4 separate regions of the Homo sapiens genome follow, and regions 2, 3 and 4 are each linked to region 1. The links are chromatin contacts, found by Hi-C or POLR2A ChIA-PET in ENCODE. All regions are on one chromosome and are shown on one strand. The core of a region is the stretch at or near the end of the contact, and the rest is flanking DNA. Distances in the headings are between cores, read along the strand shown.

Evidence for each region. A loop is a pair of places that touch in the nucleus more often than their neighbours do. ChIA-PET counts read pairs that join two places held with the same protein, here RNA polymerase II (POLR2A). Pooled maps may share reads with other maps.
Region 2: a loop to region 1 is called in a map of naive thymus-derived CD4-positive, alpha-beta T cell, with 24 times the contacts of the local background. The contact joins the promoter of ZNF724 here to the promoter of LINC02987 in region 1. A Hi-C loop is called at or near these places in 1 of 168 maps with a recorded cell type or tissue (naive thymus-derived CD4-positive, alpha-beta T cell) and 10 of 50 pooled maps. POLR2A ChIA-PET finds 5 or more read pairs at or near these places in 1 of 52 experiments (activated naive CD4-positive, alpha-beta T cell).
Region 3: a loop to region 1 is called in a map of CD8-positive, alpha-beta T cell, with 7 times the contacts of the local background. The contact joins the promoter of ZNF675 here to the promoter of LINC02987 in region 1. A Hi-C loop is called at or near these places in 2 of 168 maps with a recorded cell type or tissue (CD8-positive, alpha-beta T cell and naive thymus-derived CD4-positive, alpha-beta T cell), 3 of 37 single-sample maps with no recorded cell type and 8 of 50 pooled maps. POLR2A ChIA-PET finds 5 or more read pairs at or near these places in 1 of 52 experiments (CD4-positive, alpha-beta T cell).
Region 4: a map of CD4-positive, alpha-beta T cell shows a loop between it and region 1 (5-fold over the local background). The contact joins the promoter of ZNF726 here to the promoter of LINC02987 in region 1. A Hi-C loop is called at or near these places in 3 of 168 maps with a recorded cell type or tissue (CD4-positive, alpha-beta T cell and naive thymus-derived CD4-positive, alpha-beta T cell), 1 of 37 single-sample maps with no recorded cell type and 11 of 50 pooled maps. POLR2A ChIA-PET finds 5 or more read pairs at or near these places in 1 of 52 experiments (activated B cell).

The regions. Positions count from the first base shown.
Region 1 is chr19:27,791,379-27,795,055 of GRCh38, forward strand. It overlaps LINC02987 (long intergenic non-protein coding RNA 2987), which reads left to right and starts at 2,053. Exons shown (of 7, transcript NR_146733.1): 1 at 2,053-2,231. It overlaps LINC00662 (long intergenic non-protein coding RNA 662), which reads right to left and starts at 2,562. Exons shown (of 3, transcript NR_027301.1): 1 at 2,154-2,562; 2 at 1,622-1,854; 3 at 1-523. RefSeq lists an enhancer at 2,295-2,774.
Region 2 is chr19:23,248,527-23,252,203 of GRCh38, forward strand. ZNF724 (zinc finger protein 724) reads right to left here and starts at 1,868. Exons shown (of 4, transcript NM_001355404.2): 1 at 1,714-1,868. The coding sequence starts at 1,716. RefSeq lists an enhancer at 1,489-1,778 and a silencer at 1,909-1,968.
Region 3 is chr19:23,685,647-23,689,323 of GRCh38, forward strand. It overlaps ZNF675 (zinc finger protein 675), which reads right to left and starts at 1,566. Exons shown (of 4, transcript NM_138330.3): 1 at 1,385-1,566. The coding sequence starts at 1,387. RefSeq lists enhancers at 2-972, 1,104-1,493, 1,784-1,833.
Region 4 is chr19:23,913,047-23,916,723 of GRCh38, forward strand. It overlaps ZNF726 (zinc finger protein 726), which reads left to right and starts at 1,840. Exons shown (of 4, transcript NM_001244038.2): 1 at 1,840-1,951. The coding sequence starts at 1,949.

The sequences.
Region 1 (3,677 bases), core at 803-3,302:
GATACAAAGACCGTTCAATGGGCAAAGGACTGTCTTTATAACAATTGGTGCTGGGAAAAAATGGATATCCACAAGCAAAAGGATGAAGTTGAACATTTACCCTACACCATAAACAAATAAAAATGCATCAAAGACCTAAAGGTAAGAACTTAAAGTATAAAATTTTTGAATAAAATATAAGTAGAAAACATCATGACAATATCACAAATATAATGACACATTTAAAAAAGTAGATGTGGCCAGGCATGGTGGCTCACGCCTGTAATCCCAGCACTTTGGGAGGAGGAGGCAGCCGGATAACGAGGTCAAGAGATTGAGACCATCCTGGTCAACATGGTGAAACCCCGTCTCTACTAAAAATACAAAAATCAGCTGGGCGTGGTGGCGCATGCCTGTAGTCCCAGATACTTGGGAGGCTGAGGCATAAGAATCGCTTGAACCCAGGAGGTGGAGGTTGCAGTGAGCCGAGACAGGCCACGGCACTGTACAGCCTGGTGACAGAGCGAGACTCTGTCTCAAATAACTAAAAAAGAAAAAAAGAAAAAGTAGGTGTAAAACTATCCATAGTAGATACTCTCATTTACATAAAATCCAGTAAGAAAACAAAACTGAAGTTCTGGCTTCCGGTAATACTGGAGTAGCTTGCTAAACTAACACTCTCACAGATAACAATGATACAATCTGGATAAAATATTATATATAGTTACATAGAAACATTCATCTATATACAATACATACATACGTGTGTGTGACTGAATGAGAATTTCAACCTTTCCCACCGTAGGGAAGATAATTATTCTGTTTGAATTCAGCCACATTTACCCCCTCTTCAAATAATAACAATGCTCTTCCAAAGAATACAACAGAATTTAGTCTCTATAACTAATATTTATAATTTCTATTACACAATATTAAAATTCATAAAATGTGTGAAGAAATGTAACATGCAAACTATACACAAGATAAAAAGCAGGCAGCAGAAGCTATTTCTAAGATGTCCGAGATGATGTAATCAGCAGACAAGTATTTCAGGGCAGCTATTATAAGTACGTTCATGGGGGTAAAGGAAAATATTCTCATAATGAATTAACTCATGTAGAGTCTCAGCAGAGACATGGAAATTATAAAAAGAGTAAAATAGAAGACAATAAAATAATAAAATAAAAAGAACTTTTAGTTTACAGAGTAGAAACAGAAGACAGCAATATAAACCATCCAATCTGAAGACTGAAACAAGTTTAAAGAAAATGAAAAGAGGCCTAAGAGACCTGTGAAATGATTGAGTCTGAGACAGAGAGGGAGAGACAGAAAAATTAAATATAATACAAAAACAAATAAACAATAGCTGAAAATTTAAAAACTTGGTCAAAACCGCAAATTCTTATATTCAAAAGGTGAACACACTCCAAAACAAAAACAAAAACAAATAAAACCATATCGAGGCCCTACTGTGATTTAGAAAACTGGCAGAGCAAGATTTTCCAGGGAGTTGCTATGATTTCTCATTTTCACTATTTATAATAATGGAAAATATGCACTCCTTAGTTTTCTTCTTGGAGAAAGTCTGACTTGTCAAACACAGATGACTTTTCAGTTTAGTTTTCAAGGTTTAATTTCTTACCTTGGAAATCAATTAAATTTGTTTCTTTAAAATGTCGCAGTAAAATTGCTCCTCCAGACAGATGTCCACGGAGATTCTGTCCTGCTGCGTCCGCCTTTCACAGAACTGAGGTTGTTCCTACACCAGTTTCAGAAGCGTGTAGGCACGCTTTATTACAGTGGCAGCAGCGTCCCTGTGCGAGGTCTAACCCAGGTGTGGGCCCTGCAGCCAGCCCGGGGGTCCAATGGGTCCTCCTATGGAGCACAGGAAGAATCGTGGCAGGCCAGAGATAGACAAAAGGTGGCTTTTAAAAGGGAAGTGTCAGGTTACCAGGGACTGGGTACTTTTACACGCGGACCTTCGGCCCTGCCCATAGAAAGGGGCAGCACTGCGCATCTCTGAAGGAGTGTGGCAAAGGGTGGGGCAATAAGAAGGGTGGGGCAGAAAGGAGTGGCCCCTCAGGAGGAAGGGGCGGGGAGATCCCAGCTACTAGAGGACGCCCGTTCCAATGGCAACTCTGCCAAGGCGCCTATGAGAGCCTCTTGGCTTTTACCTGGTCTGCGAGAAATCAAACTTTGGGCACAAGTCATGAAGCCGACAAGCCCGGGAGACACAGTGTCAGAATTACAAGGTGAGATCAGCCGCCCGGCCAAGCTATCTTCTCGCTAGCAGGTGAGGCCCGTGAACAGCCAAGCTCCCCTTGGCACGGCGGAACCGCAGTGGACGCGTGGAGGGGCTCCGTAGAGGAGGGACCTTTGCTTGGGATGCGGGGAGCTGTAGTCTCTTATCTGCACCCAGCTTGTTAGTTGTACGCCTGCAGGACTACAATCTCAGCACAAAGCAGGATTGTAGGGCGGTGCGGATCCCTGGAGGGAGACAGCGCGGTGCGCTCCTGCCGGCCATGCTGGCTGGGGTGGTGTCTTAGGCGGTTCCAGCCGTTAGTCACAGGGCGGCCGGACTACAATCCCAGCATACAACGGGAGTGGAGGTGGTGACCTTGAGAGAGGGCCTGTGCTGTGCGCGCCTCGCGGGGCATGCTGGGAGCAGTAGCATCTTAGCTGCTTCCGGCCGCTGGTCGCAGGGCTGCGGGACTACAATCTTCGCATGAAATGGAAGAGAGGGTGGTGCGGATAGCTTGAGGAAGGTACGGATACCTTGAGGGAGGTATGGATACGTTGAGGGAGGTACGGATACGTTGAGGGAGGTTACGGATACGTTAAGGGAGGTACAGCAGCGGTGCGCGCCTTGCAGGGCATGCTGAGAGGAACAGTTTTTTAACTGCTTCTGGCTGTTGGTGGCAGAGCTGCGGGACTACAATCCCAGTATGCTACGGGAGTGGGGATGATGCTGGTCCCTTGAGGGGGGGGGGCAGCGCGGTGCCCTCCTGCCGGGCATGCTGGTAATAGTGTCTTAGCTGCTTCCGGCCGTTGGTCGCAGGGCTATGGGACTACAGTCTCAGCATGCGCAGGGTTCAAGGGTGTTGCGCAGCCCCGCAGGGAGGGGCAGGGCGGTGTTGACCTCTGTTTCCAAACCCATGCTGGCTACTGAATCTGTGCCACCCCTGGCTAAGGGGAGTGAGTCCATAGAGGGACTTGAAGGGCAGGTCTGGGCTGGGCAGTGAGGAGAGTATGATACTGCAAAGTGCGCCTCGCCTTTGCCAAAATCGGTCGGGTCTCAGGCTCACCCCACCTCCCGCTGCTCAGTTCCGTTTCCCTCCAGAGCATCAAGCCTCCTCCCGCCCAGGGGGCCTCCTGCTTTCCTAAGCTGCTGTGGAATCGGCCTGAGGTCCCAGACGCTGTCCATTGTGCTGCTGCTCTCTGCTTTCTCCAGCCAGAGTGCCAGTTCATCCGCTTTTGGGAGAACTCCGCCGCCTGGCCTGCCCGCGGAAAAGGTCACAGCTTTGCAGGGGGTGACATGGGCTATGGCTTCCTGGAAATGTCACCCTCACTAGCGCCTTTTAGATAGATGTGAATTTTGAGACATGAGGGAGAGTAATTATTGGTTTACCCAGGAGATGCTAAGAGCAGAGGAGAAAACCCTAATTTCCAGGCATGTGTCCTGAGCCAGGGACAGGCTG
Region 2 (3,677 bases), core at 618-3,117, 4.5 Mb before region 1:
GGTGGAAATCTAGGCCCTGGATTCTTGCTTTGAAAAAAAATCTAACTCAAATGCATTTTTTTTTTTTTTGTAAATTACTACATTAGAGGAAACAAAATTCAGGCTTAACCGACTATAAACTGTCAATTAAGCTCCAATTACACAACCAGGAAATTTGTACGTTCAAGGTGGAAAATAAGAAACTGAGGCAGGGAGCACTGACTCATGCCTGTAATCCTACCACTTAGGGAGGCTGAGGCCGGTGGATCACCTGAGGTCAAAAGGTCGAGACCAGCCTGGCCAACATACTGAAACTCTGTCTCTACTAAAAATACAAAAATTAGCCGGGCATGGTGGTGGGCGCCTGTAATTCCAGCTACTTGGGAGGCTGAGGCAGGAGAATCACTTGAACCCGGGAGGTGGAGGTTGCAGATCGTGCCACTGCACTCCAGCTTGGGCGTCAGTGCAGGACTCCGTCTCAAAAAAACAAAACAAACAAACAAACAAAAAAAACTAAGAAGAAGAAAAGAGGAGAGAAACAAACAAACAAAGACAGGAAGACAGAAAGAATATAACTGTACCTAACCAATTATTGAATTTGGGATTTTTGCATCATGCACCTTATCAAAGTCCTTCAAGCCCCTCTTATAAACCAAAAACTACAACCCATAGGGGTGCTCTAAAATTTTTGAACCACTCTTTGATTAAATTATTTAATATTTTTGCAGAGACTGCCTTTTTTTTTTTTTTTTCTAGACAGAGTCTTCTTACTCTGTCGCCCAGGCTGGAGTGCAGTGGCGCGATCTTGGCTCACTGCAACCTCCTCCCAGGTTCAAGCGATTGTCCCGCCTCAGCCTCCCGAGTGGCTGGGATTACAAGCATGCGCCACTATGCCCGGCTTTTTTTTTTTGAGACAGAGTCAAGCTCTGTCACCCAAGCTGGACAGCAAATGGCGTCAGCTCGCCTCACTGCAACCTCCGCCTCCCGGGTTCAAGCGATTTTTCTGCGTCAGCCTCCTGAGTAGCTGGGATTACAGGACCGCGCCACCACGCCCGGCTAATTTTTTGTATTTCTAGTAGAAACGGGGGTTTCACCATGTTGGTCAGGCTGGTCTCGAACTCCTGACCTCGTAATCCGCCCACCTCGGCCTCCCAAAGTGCTAGCATTATAGGCGCAGGCCACTGTGCCAGACTAATTTTTATATTTTTAGTAGAGATGGGGTTTCGCCATGTTGGCCAGGCTGGTCTCGAACTCCTGGCCTCGGGTGATCCGCCCGCCTCGGCCTCTCGAAGTGCTGGGATTACAGGCGTGAACCAAAGCGCCCGGCCTGCCATAAATTTTTAATAGGGGGAAAGATGAACTGGAAACGCAGCGGACTAAAGCCCTTCCCATTCATGAACCCGCTCCCCGAGTCAGGATTCTCCCCTGACTACCCTCCCTTGGTCCCTGCACAATCTGGGAGAGACGCTGCGCTGCGGGAGCAGAGCTGCCCAGAGAGGGCTCCAGGTCAGGGCACAGTCACTGGGCGGGGAAGAGACAAGACGCCCGGGGGCCGGCTGTCAGCGAAGCCGCCATCTTATGGCTGAAGGGGACTGAGGCCCAGCTGGGCAAGGAGAACTCAGGGCGCAGTTTGTGGAGATGACTGCGGGGAGGCCCGAGTCCGCCACAGCCACTTCCCACAGGTTTCAACCAGCCCCTCCCTCTCTCTCCGGATGTCGGAGCCGCCACTCTCACCATTTCTAGGCTTCCAGGGGAGGCCCTGGCGTCTTAGCTGTGGATCTCCCAATGCTTGCAGGTCAGAGGGCCACAGAGGCTGGGCCTCTAAGAGCAGGGGACACAAAGCAGGGAAGACGAGACCAAGCGCTCCAGCTGCAGCGAGAGACAAAGGCCCCGCCAAATCCCGGAAGCCGCCCTGTCCGCTCCAGTTGCGTGCCTGATTGGACGGTCCCCAGCTCAGGGTCCCTGATTGGAAAACGTCTAAGGCCCAGCCCCTTCAGGCCTTAAGTGACAGAAGACCTGACCAAACGCTGGACTGAATGAAGAAAGAGTGACAGCCTAAGCTGCAGCGTTTTCAGGCAGGGCTTCCTCCCTGAGCTTAGCCCACCCCGGAGGGTATTTGCATTTGACCTCGTGTATGAGGTTTCATGTATTTATAAATAACATACTATACGGCTATTCACAAATGAAAAATATATAATAACAATAATTTTAAAATTTCAGTTTTTATGATCTTCCTGGCTTCTGGCATTTGAGCAAGCAGCCTGAGACTTTTTTAAAAAGGCAATCCTCTGAAATAAAATATAAGCCACATGTGAATTTTGAATTTTCTAGTAGCCAACTTTAAAAAGAAACAAGAAAAAGGTGGAGTTGATTGTAACAATTTAACTTACCCAATATATCCAAAATATTATCAGTTTAATATGTGAGCAATAATTATATATGTATATACATGTATATGTATGTATATATGTATATATGTGTGTATATATGTATATATGTATGTGTGTATATATGTATATATATGTGTGTGTGTATATATATATACATATATATATATATATATATATATATATATATATATATCACTAAATCTTTGAAACTCACTCTGTATTTTACCATTCCAGCACATCGCAGTTTAGACCAGCGACATTCCAGGCACCCAGGAGCCACACGTGGCCAATAGCTGCCATATTGAAGTGCAGCTGCGATGTCAGCTGAGTGAAGGGCCTGGACATCAGAGGTGGGGGAAAGCCTCTTCCTACCAACATCTCTTCAGTTCCCAGGGTGGAACAGATAGTGGCCATAAAAGAGCAGAAGGCAGCAAGAATAAAATAACCACACATAGACCACTGCTGGCCACCTGTTGACCACCTTCCTTCCAGATTAAACAGTGAACAACAAGTGATGGGGTGACAGGAGAAGTAAACTCTATGTCTTCATATCTGTCCAGTCTTTTTTGAGACAGACTTTCACTCTTATTGCCCAGGCTGGAGTGCAGTGAAGTGCAATGGCAGGATCGCGGCTCACCACAACCTCCACCTCCCAGGTCCAAGCAATTCTCCTACCTCAGCCTCCCAAGTAGCTGGGATTACAGGCACGTGCCACCACACCCAGCTAATCTTTTGTATTTTTATTAGAGACAGGGTTTCTCCATGTTGGTCAGGCTGGTCTTGAACTCCCGACTTCCGGTGATCTGCCGGCTCCCACCTCCCAAAGTGCTGGAATTACAGACGTGACCCACCACGCCCGGCCTTTTTTTTTTTTTTTTGAGACAGACTTGCTCTGTCACCCAGGCTGGAGTGCAGTGGCACGATCTTGGCTCACTGCAACTTCCACCTCTTGGGTTCAAGCAATTCCCTGCCTCAGTCTCCTGAGTAGCTGACATTACAGGCGCCCACCACCACGCCGAGCTAATTTTTGTATTTTTAGTAGAGACAGAATTTCTCCATCTTGGCCAGGCTGGTCTTGAACTACCGACCTCATGATCCACCCGCCTCAGCCTCCCAAAGTGCTGGGATTACAGGCATGAGCCCAGCCTTGTCCACAGTCTTGACCTCCAATGTTTATATATGAAGAAAACAGATTAAAGGCAAACTTATTTTGCTATTTGACCTTGGCCCTAATGGTCAGGCTGTGGTTATCTGTTTTATTTTGTGGTGTGGGGGGGTCTGTGTAAGTACAAATCACATGCATAAATG
Region 3 (3,677 bases), core at 316-2,815, 4.1 Mb before region 1:
TATTTTCAAACAGAAAACGATTTTTTTAAGTGCCATTCAATGTCAAAAAATGCTTAGTTAAAATACAGTATCTAAAGTGTACAATAAAAGACAAATAGTTGATAATGTGAATTAGAAAGGGGAAGCTGGCATTTGAGAATGTGAGAAGAAACTGGAAATTTAGTATTTTACTGCAAGTCATAGTTAGTCTGGAGGAATGGGATGAGGGGTAGGCTTGAGACCCAGCTTGAGAGAACTGTGAAAAATGCAGGGGAAAATCAGTCTCCTGTGGAGTGTGAAAATAACTAAGTAGCAGGCAATTAGACGGAGGTTACTCTAGTCCCTGGGTTCCTATTTTTTAAAAACTCTAACTCAAATGCATTTTTTTGCAAATTACTGAATTGAGGGAAACAAAAATTTAGGCTTAACCAATCATAAACTGCCAATTAACCTCTGATTACATAACCAGGAAATGTCCACCTTAATTGTACAAGTCAAGTAACTATGAACTGTACCTAACCAATTATTTAATTTGGTTTTCTTCATCATGTACCTTTAAAAGTCTTTCCTTCAAGCTGCTCTCATAAAGTCACAAGCTCCAAACCACAGCTGAATGCTCCACAATTTTTGAATCACTCTTTGATTAAATTCTCCAATATTTTTGTGGTGATCCCCATAATTTATTTATTTATTTAACTTATTTATTTATATATTTTTTAAGACGGAGTTTCGGTCTTGTTAACCAGGCTGGAGTGCAATGGCGTCATCTCGGCTCACTGCAACCGCCACCTCCCGGGTTCAAGCGGTTCTCCTGCCTCAGCCTTCTGAGTATCTGGGATTACAGGCATGTGCCACCACGCCCGGCTAATTTTGTATTTTTAGTAGAAACGGGGTTTCACCATGTTGGTCAGGCTGGTCTTGAACTCCTGACCTCAGGTGATCCACCCACCTCGGTCTCCCAAAGTGCTGGTATTACTGACCTGAGCCACCGCGCCCGGCCCTCCCATAAAATTTTAATAGGAGAAAACAGGAACTGGGAACCCCACGGACCAAAACTCTTCCCATTAATGAACCCGCACCCTGAGTCAGGATTCTCCGGTGACGGCCCTCCTGTGGTCCCTGCACAATCTGAGAGAAATGCGGCGCTGCGGGTACAGAGCTGCCCAGAGAGGGCTACAGGCCAGGGCACAGTCACTAGGCAGAGAAGAGACGGGATGCCCCGGGGCTGGCTGTCAGCGCGCCGCCATCTTATGGCTGCAGGGGACTGAGCCGAGCTGGGGAAGGAGAACTCGGGGTGCAGATTGTGGAGCTGACTGCGGGGAGGCCTGAGTCCCGCCATAGCCATTTCCCACGGGTTCCAACCAGCCCCTTCCCCCTCTCGGGATGTCGCACCCGTAACTCTCACCATTTCTAGGCTTCCAGGGGGTCCTGGAGTCTTAGCTGTGGATCTCTCAATTTCTGCAGGTCACAGGCCCACAGAGGCTGGACCTCTAGGAGCAGAGGACACAGAGCAATGAAAGCGAGACCTGGAGCTCCGGCTGCAGCGAGAGACAAAGGCGCCGCCAAATCCCGGAAGCCATCTTGTCTGCTCCAGCTGCGTGCCTGATTGGACGGTTCCCAGCCCAGCGTGCCTGATTGGACAACGTTTAAGGTCCTGACCCTTCAGGCCCTGAGTGACAGAAGATGTGATCAGACACTGGGCTGAGTGAAGACTGATAGCCTGCGCTGCAGCCTTTTCAGCCGGGGCTTCCTCTTTTAGCTGAGCCAGGCCCATCCCATAGGGTATTTGTATTTAACCTTGTGTATAAGGTCATATACATTTATAAATGATATATGGCTACTCACAAAGAAAAATAATATAATAATAATTATTTTAGAATTTCAGACTTTATGACCTTCCTGGCTTCTGGTCCTTTGAGTAGGCAGCCTGAGAATTTTAAAAAGAGGCAATCCTCAAATAAAATGTGAGCCACATGTGAATTTTAAATTTTCTAGTAGTCAAACTTTAAAAAGAAAAAAACAAGTGGAATTGATTGTAACAATCTAACCCAATATATCCAAAGTACTATCATTTTAGTATGAGAGCAATATGAAATTATTGATGAAATACACATATATATGTATATATGTGTATACACACACACACACACACACACACACACACACACATATATGGAACTAAATCTTTGAAAATAACTCTATTTTACCTAACACATTGCAATTCAGACCAGCCACATTCCAGGCACCCAGTAGCCACACGTGGCCAATAGCTGCCACATTAAAATGCAGCTCTGATGTCAGGGGGGTGAAGAAGAGCCTGAACATCCCTTTTTTGCCAGAGGTGAGGGGACAGCCTCTCTCTACCAACATCTCTCTTCAATTCCAAGGAAAAAACAGTTAGTGACCATAGAAAGAACAGAGGACAGATAGAATAAAATAACCACAGGTCGACCTGTGGTTACCTCTGGTTATTTTATTAACTACTGCTGCCCACCTGTTGCTCACCTTAATTCCAAACATCAGACAGTGAACAAAGAATGATGAAGCCACAAAACAAGAAAACTCTGTATCTTCAGATCTGTCCACAGTCTTAACCTCCAATGTTTAGATATGGAGAAAATAGATTAAAGGCAAACTTATTTTGCTATTTGGCCTTGGCCCTAACGGTCAGCCTGTGGTTATCTGTTTTCTCCTGTGGTGTGGTGAACTGTGTGAGTATAAGCACCAATCACACGCAGACATGTCTACATGTATTTTTGCATTATTCAATATTCTCTTACAAGACATAAGACTTTAAGTCAAGAATAAAGGTAATGTGAGTCTTTTTTCTTGCATTGGCGCTACCCACAGGGTGCATCATGACATATTGCTAAGTTCTGCATTCAGGTTATGTGGCTCTCTTCTTTTACCCAGGCCCAGAATATTTTGCACAATAGAACATATTACTAGGCCCAACATATATAAAATGGGAGGCCCTTGCCTGAGCCTTTTTTACAGAGGGCCTTGTGACATATCTCTGCATCAATCACCTAAGAGATGCAACTGTCCATTTTTCCCTGCACTCTGCCCACAGGAAAAATTGTGACTTATCATTAAGCCTAGGTAGCAGGTGATGTGTCTCTCCTGCCTGGGCCTTGAGCCACAGAAAGCATTGTTACCTATTGCTGGGCTCAGCACCCAGGTGATGTGACTCTGCTGCCTGTGTCCTGCTGTCAGGAGAAGGTTGTAACATATTCCTATTTAGGTGATGTGACACTCCTGTCTGGTCCCTGCCCTCAGAAAATATTGTGACATATTCCTGGCCCAAGTATGAGAGTCAACATGTCCTTCGGGAACACTTCAGGACCTTTAACCTTGGGTACATCATCTCACAATTCAGAAGGGCCCTTCCAAACTCAGGAATGAGCAAGTGGCTGTTGGCTGTCTAGGTTCTCCATGAGTTCACATTTATTACTGAATTTATGTCTGCTTAAATATCAGGTTTGTTTCTTCAATTTAGGTGTATAACACTGATAACTGAGGGGTAATCATAGGTAATCTGACTTGAATCACAAAGTTTATTCAAATGGCATATCTAAAAAATTTTAGTACTGGTTTATTTAACACAAAAATGTGTCAGAGGCCAGGCGCAGTGGCTGATGCCTATAATCCCAGCACATTGGGAAGCCAAGGAGGGCAGATCACGAGGTCAAGAGATC
Region 4 (3,677 bases), core at 590-3,089, 3.9 Mb before region 1:
ACACTCTGAATATGGAAATCAAAGACTCCTTTCCCCAACTAAGGAAGCTAATCTTGTTATAACCCAGCCAGGAAATTTGGTCCTATTAAAAACTTGGAAAAAAGGATCCCCAGCAGGTCAACTTTCCCCAAAGTGGAAGGGACCCTATCAAGTTCTCTTTAGTACCCCAACTGCAGTTAAAATTCTGGGAATAAATAGCTGGGTCCACTTAACTCGAATTAAACCTGTCTCTTATGAAGTCCTACAGGACGGCAGAACAGAAGAAACTGATCCTGTTTATTCCCATGAGCCAGTGACCTTTGACTCCTGTTCAGAAGAAATGAAAGGGATGGGTAACATAAAGATATAGATTGGCTTTCTACTTTTGGGAATTAGTTGAAATCATGCAGAGAGTAACTTATTTACTGAGTGGGCACAGACTTCATCCTGTCTACATAATCGAACAAACTGTTGTGTATGTAGACATTTAAACAGAGACTCAAAAGGAAACCTATGCTTTGATCAAAACCAAATGTTTTGTGTGTGCTCCAGACTATTTACATAACATAACCCAGGGCATAAAAGTTTTATGCACTCACATCTCTGCCATTTATGTGCTATCAGTGAACCATATATCAGTTTGGTTCTAACAACTGCCCACTTCTTGAAAGGCTTTCCTGTTTAGTTTACGTGGAATAATTTTACTAATTTTGCTTTGCTGTTGTGGAATATATTGTGGTTGTACTCTTTGTGTAGGAATGCAAGACAAGCTCACTAAATGCTTTCTTAAATTGGACGCTTATTAATCTTCTAGACATCACCTTCTTTTGGAACTAGAAGTTATGAACGACCTTCACCATACCAACACTGTCTGACTGAATTTCTCTCTACCCTGAATGCAAGAGACCAATGGTTAGGCAGGAATATTATCGCCCCTAATCAGCCTGAAAAAGTTACAGAAGACGAATCTTTGTCTCTCTGCAACTCTTAGGATTAAGGGTCCTCTTGTAAAGGAAGGCGAAAAATATGTCAGAATCATTTGAACCAGAGCGACTCCGTTTTGAGAGAGAGCTAGGAAAATGACGCTGAGACTCGCTGGGCTGCATTCTCAGTAAGTTAGGCATTCCTAGCCTCTAGATATTTATGGTTAAGGAAATGAATTAATAATGTTTACTAAGCAGAACCAGACGGAGGAGTGTCCAGATATTCCAACATCTGGGGAATAAAGGTATTCCTAATTTTGCTTTAAAGATAATATCGAGTCGGCCAGGCATGGTGGCTCACGACTGTAATCCTAGCATTTTGGGAGGTCGAGGCGGGTGGATCTCCTGAGGTCAGAAGTTCGAAACCAGCCTGGCTAACGTGGCGAAACCCCATCTCTACTAAAAAAAACCAAAAAACAAAAATTAGCCCGGTGTGGCTGTGTGCACCTGTAGTCCCAGCTACTATGGAGGCTGAGGCAGGAGAATCGCTTGATCCCGGAAGGCGAAGGTTGCAGTGAGCCGAGATCGCGCCATTGCACTCCAGCCTGGACAACAAGAGCGAAACTTTGTCTAAAAAAAAAATTATTCACATATTTAATACGTTGAAAAAAAGACAGCAAAGAAGAGAGAAAATTTTTCCGTGTTCTGAGATGGGCCTCGTTCAGCTCCGGGAGGAAGCCCCGCCTGAAAAGGCTGAGGCTTAGGCTGTCAATCTTTCTTCATTCAGCCCAACGTCTGATGACATCTTCTGTCACTCAGGGCCTTAGAAAGCGGGGTTCTTAAACGTTATCCAATCAGAGACGCTGTCCTGGGAACTGTCCAATCAGGCACGCAGCTGGAGCGAACAGGGCGGCTTCCGGGATTTGGCGGGGCCTTTGTCTCTATCTGCGGCCGGAGCTCCAGGTCTCGTCCTCACTACTCTGTGTCTTCTGCTTTTAGGGGCGCAGCCTCTGTGGCCCTGTGACCTGCCCCCTGGAAGCCTAGAAATGGTGAGAGTGCCGGGTGCGACATCCCAAGAGAGGGAACGGGGCTGGCTGGAACCGGTGGGAAGCGGCAGTGGCGGGACTCAGGCCTCCTCGCTGTCAGTTTTACAATCTGCGCCCGAGTTGTTGCCCAGCTCGGCCTCAGTCCCTTCAGCCTTAAGATGGCGGCTGCGCTGACAGCCGGGCTCCCGGGCGTTCTGTCTCTTCACTGCGCAGTGACTGTGCCCTGGCCTGGAGCCCTCTTTGGGCAGCTCTGCACCAGTAGCCCCGCGTCTCTCCCAGATTGTGCAGGGACCATGGGAGGAACGTCAGGGCAGAATCCTGACTCCGGGTGCGGGCTCATGAATGGGAAGAGCTTTGGTCCGTGGGGTTTTCAGGCCATTTTTTCCTATTAAAAATTTATGGGCCTCACTGCAAAAACATTAAATAATTTAAAGTGTGATTCAAAAATTTTAGAGCACCTTGCTGTGGTTTCTAATTTGTATTCCATGGAAGGAAAGGTTTTTATAAGTTTCATCATAAAACCAAATTCCGTAATTGGCTAGGTACGGTTATGTAGATTTTGTTGTTATTTTGTTGTTGTTGTTTTGTTTTCATTTTCTTTTTTTTTTGAGGCAGAGTCTCTGTTGCCCAGGCTGAAGTGCAGTTTCGTGATCTCGGCTCACTGCAACCTCCACCTCCCGGGTTCAAGCGATTTTTCTGCCTCAGCCTCCCTAGTAGTTGGGACTACAGGCGCCTGCCACCACATTTGGCAATTTTTTTTATTTTTAGCGGAGACGGGGGTTTCACCGTGTTGGTCAGGCAGGTCTCGATCTCCTGACCTCAGGTGATCCACCCACCTCGGCCTTCCAAAGTTCTGGGATTACAGGCGTGAGCCACTGCCCCCGTCCTAGTTCTTAATTTTTACAATCAAGGTGGAAATATCATGGTTATGTAATCAGAGCTTAATTGGCAGTTTATAGTTGGTTAAGCGTTAAGCCTGAATTTTGTTTCTGCCAATGTAGTAATTTACAAAAAAATGCTCTTGAGTTTAGACTTTTTTTTTAGAAGTAGAAATCCAGGGACTAGAGCCACCTCAATCTAATTTCCTGCCACTTAATGGTTTTCACACTCCACAGGGGACTGATTTTTTCCCTGAATTTTTCACAAGTGTCCCAAGCAGGGCCTCAAGTCTGCCCCTCATCCCTTATTCCTCCAGCCTGACTGGCTTGCAGTAAAATACTAAATTTCCAGTTTTGTCTGACGTTGCCAAATGCCAGTTTCTCCTCTCTAATTGACTTTATCAACTATTTGTCCTTTAGTGTACATATTGATACCTATTTTAATGAATCTTTTTTTTTTTTTAAAAGTATTTGAGACAGAGCCTTGCTCTGTTGCAGTGCAGTGGCTGGAGTGCAGTGGCATGACTTAGGCTCACTGCAGCCTCCGCCTCCTGGGCTCAAACGGTTCTCATTTCTGTCTCCCAAGTAGCTGGAATTACAGATGCCTGGCACCACGCCTGGCTAATTTTTGTAGTTTTAGTAGAGACGGGGTTTCACTATGTTGGCCAGGCTGGTCTTGAACTTCTGGTTTCAAGTCATCCTCCTGCCTCGGCCTCCCAAAGAGCTGGGATTACACATGTGAGCTACCGTGCCTGGTGAATTAATTATTTTTTGACAAAGCATTTGATGGCACATTTACAATGATTTTTTTTCTAAATATTTCCTACGAGAATAAAGCAAAGAATAATCTG